2 separate regions of the Homo sapiens genome follow, and region 1 is linked to region 2. A link is a loop called in an ENCODE intact Hi-C map of the cell type or tissue named here. Cell type or tissue: transverse colon. All regions are shown on one strand. Each heading gives the region's core, and the rest is flanking DNA. Links, peaks and the distances in the headings are about the cores only.

Region 1 (2,913 bases), core at 201-2,700, 790 kb after region 2:
CTGGGCATGTAGATGTGATCCATTTTTTCTCTTATTTAGTGGCAGAACGGTCCCGAGTTGCAAAGGGCTTCTTCTGTGCACAGAATCTGTCAGTGAGGCATTTTGGCTGAGGGTCACTCTAGCACAGGAACAGATGACAGGACGGCAGGCAGTCTGTCCCCTTCTAGGGAATAAGGCAAGGATTCCTTTAACACAATGTGACAACTAATCTCTCTATAGCATCTGACTGAGAGGTTTTAATTACTACTGTGATATACGCACGTGATTTCTTTACACACATGCACAGCCGGGCTTCTATGTGTTTCTTTATTATTTTGCAGAGCATATATCAGCACAGAGTGGGTTTATCCTGAATCATTCTCCTTCTTTCCTCCTTGTCTCTGCCTTTCTTTCTTTCCTTCTTTGTTTTCCCCCTCCTTTCATTTCTTCTTAATTTGTTAGAAAGGGCTTATTGATTTTATGCTTTGAACATAAGGCTGGGTCCTTCAGCTCTCCTTCCCCTCTCAGAAACAGCAGTAAACCCTGTGGTCACAGGGATTGGAGGTGTTTTCACAGCCTTGCTGGCATTCAGATAAAGACCTCTTTGGGAAAGAGTGTGTGTGTTGGTATGAAATAGCATTGTGCAAGAATGGCAAGAATCACAAAAGTGAATTTGCAAAGAACACTCAAATCAGTTTCTTCTTGCCAAATAATTAAACTGTGACCCAGTTCTGAGCCTGTGTCATCATAATATTGACTATCTGTATCATTAGCTATGTAAAAATATATGAGTCTCTTATATTGTAGAGTATCTTGACTCTACAATGACAAGTGTCTGAATATTTGGAAGCATCAAAACATTTTACTTAGATTATTTGCTTATATTCAAATATGAGGTGACTCATGTGATCAGTTTGAAAGAGTATTTGAAAAATCCACTTGTAAATCTCTCCAATGCTAGGCAAAACAATATTGCAAAAGATGCCAAGAAAAAGTTCTAGCAAATGGAAATACTGATCAAGCATTGTTTGATCACCAAGGTCTTCCTTGATGAAGAATTTCCCAGCAATTAAATATGTATACATGGGCATCTGTTTAATTTAAAAAGAAAGAATATGAATGAAAGAGAAGGAATCTGAAATCATTAGTATGATGACACCCTGTCAGAGTGAGGTCAATACTCAGTTTTTTTTTAATTGCATACTCTGATAATGCCAAGCTTCAGGAGGGTAATTCTCTTCCCAAGTTTTATATTACCCCAAGTGCTAAAAGAATGTTGAGGGTTCATAACCCTCCCTCCTCAATTTCAGTCCTTACCAGGCACAAAACTAGAGCACTTTGAGAGATGAATTGATGACACTGAACCTGCTATTAAAAGTTTTAGTGGAGGGGAGACTTCATCACCCCTGATCCCAACTCCAGAAAAATCCTATGAGTTAATGTCATTCACCATCTAGACGTACTTCCTTCTGAGCACTCCAACAATTTTCATCTTCTGCACCTCCTAAGTCTCTAGCATCTCACCCTCTGTTCCCTGCTATGCTGCCCTTATCCTTCTGCAGCATGTCTTGCTTTGGCCTGATAATGCAACAGTTTCCACAGCTCCTGCACATGGCTCAAACCATGGCTTGCTGACCTCATCTAGCCCTTGGTTTGACTGGGCTCCACAGGGTTTTAGCTCTACCAATCTTTCAGGGTCAATTCCATTATAAGATGTTTCCCTTCTACCAAGTATCTGACCAAGAATTGGATGGTTTTTCTGTAATCCAAATCTGCCCTGCACTTCTTCATTTCTAAACTTTTGTTTGCTTTTCCATCCTCTTGGAATGCCCTTTCATCTTTAGTACTGTCTCCAACCTGTCAAAATTTTACTTATTTCTAAAGATTCAGCCTAAATGTCTTGTTTTCTGGAGGGCCTCTCCTCTAAGCCTCCATAGCACTTTGGTTGCAACTCTTAGGAGCTCTATCACACTCTTCATGGAGTAGGAGGAGGAGCCTTGGTGGGAGTCAGGAGGACAATGCAAGCTTCAGCTCTGTGACTGAAACGGCATGTGGCCTTAAATGCATTCTGCAGTCTCCTTAAGCCTCTGTTTCCTCATGTGTCAACATGATGGCTTAAATTGCATGGCCTCTAAGAAGCCTCTGATTAAAGCCCAGTGATTCTATGATTATAGTTTCAGAGTCTACATGTTAATTCTCCTACAAAGCTGCTAAGTTCTTGAGGGCATGACTGATACCTTATTCACCTAAATATTCTCTTTCTTCTTAGTGTAGTGGGTACCCTATAAATGCTTGTTAAAGAATGGATGAAACAATATCTCTTGCTGCAATTTTACCTCACTTTTTGTTTGTTTTCAGAAGATATGGAAAAGAGATGATGTGCACTGTTTATTTAATAACTACTTATTACCTCCTTGTGTTCATATACAGTGCTTGTTTTGGCTAACCAGTTACATGCTGGACAGCAAATTTGGATTAAAATAAAGGTGGCTTTCCCATCCTTCTTTGTTTGATTGTCATTGTGTGTGTGTGTGTGTGTGTGTGCATATGGATTTTTGTTTTCCTAAATAAATTGTATGAGAAAATCATCAATTTACTTGAGTGGATATATTTCAACTTTCTGTCTCTGTCACAAAATAAGGCAGGCTTTCTATTTTTGAAGAGAAGCCCAGTGCCTCTATTTAACTTCCCTCTCTGTGTTGGTTAACTGTATGGAGTAGGTGATCAGCCATGTGATATGATTTCAAAAATAGGAGTGGGGCTGCCATCTGCCTAGCCATTGGTTGTCAAGAAAGAATTACTCTTTTGGTTCCAGAAGGCTTTGCATTTCCAAGGTAGCCTGGTAAATTAGTATATCTCAAACTATTATTGATGATCCTTTAGGCCAGCAACATCTACCCAAAGTGTATTCTACAAACCCCAAGTTCTATGAGA
Region 2 (2,913 bases), core at 264-2,763:
CAAAGTGCTGGGATTATAGGCATGAGCCACCACACCCTGACAAAAGCCAATCATCTATCTTTGGTGGGTAGCCTAGGTCTTTGAAAAACAGGGATAGACACACACATACATCCATTCACTGCGTGTGGACAACATGGAACTGTTTGTGTTGTTATAATGTAAACTTTCCTCATCTTCCACCCATCTCCCTCAAAAAAGTTTACTTTAAAAGGGTTTGTTTGAGCAAGGAAGGGGCTGGGTCACCAGCCTAAGGAAGGCAATGGGGCAGAGGCCAGGTAAACTGGATGGAATCAGGGGAACATAGCGCCAGGTTGTCCTAAGAACCAAAGGCTCCCAGAAACCCTGGCCCGGGCTTCCCACTTGACAAGAACTGCAAGTCCACTAACCTGAACCAGTATCTGAGCCCAGGTGAGGCCTGGGGTCTGCCCCACATACACCCCAGGATCATGAGGCTTCGTGACAGCAGGCCCAGTGACATCTACACCACACATGCACAGCATGGCCCTTCCTGAGCCACTTGGGCCACACAGCCAGGATTCGGTCGCTGCTCTGGGCCAAGCATCACACAGAAGGCGAGAGCCTTTTTGTCTGTCTTTATTTACAGCAAAGTACATAATATGTGGTCACTTTGTAACCACTAACAATAAAGGTAGGGTGGTAAAAAGAAAAGGGAGAGGAGCAAGCATCTTAAAAGGGGGGAAAAAAAAGCCTAAGTCTGTATTTAGCTACTCACCCTGCTCCTGAGGCAGGACTGGGTAGGCACTCCCTGCCTCTAAGACCACAGCCAAGCTGACCTGGAATGCCAGTCCCCGGTATGAGGAAGGCAGCAGAACGCCCAGAGACAAAAGATTAAAGGGGACTGAGCTCTGGATGCATCCACTTATGCTTTGCCAGACAGTTCCCTTCCTTGTTTTGTTTGAATGCTTCCCCCACCCCGCCCTGAGCAAAGTGTAAAGGGCAACGGTGGTACAGAAGTACAGGCAGTCCCTTCCAGAAGCAGTCCTGAACCGCATAACCCACCTACCTAGCTGCTCCTCAGCCTGCCGAGTTCTTGGCCCTGGAATCTTTAACAGGCACATAGGAGATTCCAGGGCAGGGGAAAATATTTCCCTGCAAGAGGCTACTTCCCTCCAACAGCTGTGAGGGCCAGTGCAGGTCAAGGTTGCTAAATCAAGGAAAGTGCACAAGGGCAAGAGAGGTCATATACAAACCAACCAGGCTTCCGGCCCTCCTGCTGCCCGACTGCTCCGAGGTGTACACAAGCCTCCAGCCCGACCCAGCGGCCTAATGAAACTCTGGCAACCTATCCTGGGCGTGGCCACAAGTATCCAGCTCCAAGCCCAAGTGAGGCGGGGAGTCAACTTCCCCATGATTGCCAAGTGGCCAAGACCAGAAGCAGGGATGATTAGGCTAGTTCTGCGGCAAGGTGAACTGGAGACCCTGTCTCTGCCCTCCTTCCCTGGCCTGTCCCACAGACATCCCGTTGTTTAACCCACTGCCTTTGCAAGGACCTGCTCTGTCCACTCCAAATCAAAGGATACTTGCATCCTTCTTACACAGACTCCCATCTCTCTGCTCATAGTGGTCCCAGGCTGCCCGAGAAAAAGAAACTTGGGTCAGTAGAAGGCTCATTAGTGTGAAGGAGTGAGAGGCCAGGCCTTCCTGTGACATAATGCTTCTATGCTTGTTTCCTAAACACTTGGTCCACACACAATACCTGGGCAGGAAGAGAGAACCAAGCACCACTGGATGGCTCTGGAGCCAGGGGACTTCTATGCACATACAACCAACATCACCCCACTCTGCTCATCTGTGCCTCCACCCTGAACAGCAGAGTACCTAGATGGCAAATGTCATGGTTTCTGGTCCACTAATTCTACTCCTGACTCTCCATGGAATCAGAGACCCAGAGGCTCTTAAAAAACTAAGACCATTGTTTGTTCCATAGAAAGCTCAAGTTCAGATACAGAGTTGGCCAAATGCTGGGCTGCCACGGAGGGGTAGAGCCTTCCATCCCTTCCTTGTTCCAGAAACAGTGTGTCACAGACCCCAGCAGACACTGTTCATTGTCCCCAGCCAAGCCACCAAGAATTGGTGATCATTTGACAAGGGGCAGGGCAGCCCTTATAGCTGTTTCCAAGCTAGGAGTGGGCTATTCAGAGATATTGGAGGCTTGGTCCCAACACCACAGGTAGATGAGGAAGCAGCTAGGTAAAGGCTCAGAGATGAGAGGAGTCCATCTTCCAAGGCAGTGGGATAAACAGCCAAGGCACTAAATGGTTTGGCACCTGGGAGCTTCAAGTAAAGTTGAGCATGCTGCCCACTGAAAAGCCAAGGCTCTCCCAGACACGGGTGGGCTTCACCTGAGCACAGCCCAGTGCCATCAAGGCCAGGGGCCCTGTGTCCTCAGGATACTAACCCAGGCCTGCATTCCCTGCTTCATCTCAGAACTGATCAAGGCATGACTACAAGGATAATGATTGATCCTGAACTGATCTTGGTGAGCACCGGCTTTCAAAGGAGGCATCTTGGGAGCCTTCCCTTGCTCCAAGTAGGCGGCTGCTGTGACTGGGAGCTCCCTTCAGAGCCTGCACGGTCTCCTGAAAGTCTCCGGGTGGCAAGCTCTGCTGGGGACCAGGTTTGACTTTTTAAAATAGCAAAACAGATTTAGAGTCAAACTGAGCCCAGAAACGGGGAATCAGACTGGATGGTGCTGAGTCTGGGGGAAAATCTGGTGTGACCAGGTAATAATGGAGACCAATTTACCTGAATGGCTCGAACAGGCTCTGAGAGCAATGGGAAGAAAAGGTTCTCCAAAATGTTTCTGGCAATGGCAGCCACAGTGGGATAGCTAAGGGCACAGTCCACCAAGCACTAGGGTGGTCAACAATGAAATGAACATCTCTGGCTCTT

What was found. Hi-C counts contacts between places; a loop is a spot of excess contacts. Peaks named below come from ENCODE experiments on the same cell type or tissue, not always from the same donor. Only the 100,000 strongest peaks of a DNase experiment are listed, where the experiment ranks them.
Region 1: it touches region 2 in a loop (15-fold over the local background); 2 of 110 quality-filtered maps call a loop at or near these places.

The regions. Positions count from the first base shown.
Region 1 is chr1:165,121,238-165,124,150 of GRCh38, reverse strand. No RefSeq gene overlaps it. Among named protein-coding and RNA genes, the nearest start is that of LMX1A-AS2, 81 kb to the left of the region's middle. In transverse colon, for the core only: no CTCF peak of the experiment used is centred there; no DNase peak of the experiment used is centred there; H3K27me3 peaks cover 668 bases.
Region 2 is chr1:165,909,284-165,912,196 of GRCh38, reverse strand. It overlaps UCK2 (uridine-cytidine kinase 2), which reads right to left. Exons shown (of 7, transcript NM_012474.5): 7 at 579-2,913. Among named protein-coding and RNA genes, the nearest start is that of MIR3658, 2.8 kb to the right of the region's middle. RefSeq lists a silencer at 1-285. In transverse colon, for the core only: no CTCF peak of the experiment used is centred there; DNase peaks (open chromatin) are centred at 946 and 1,306; H3K4me3 peaks cover 1,279 bases; H3K27ac peaks cover 2,065 bases.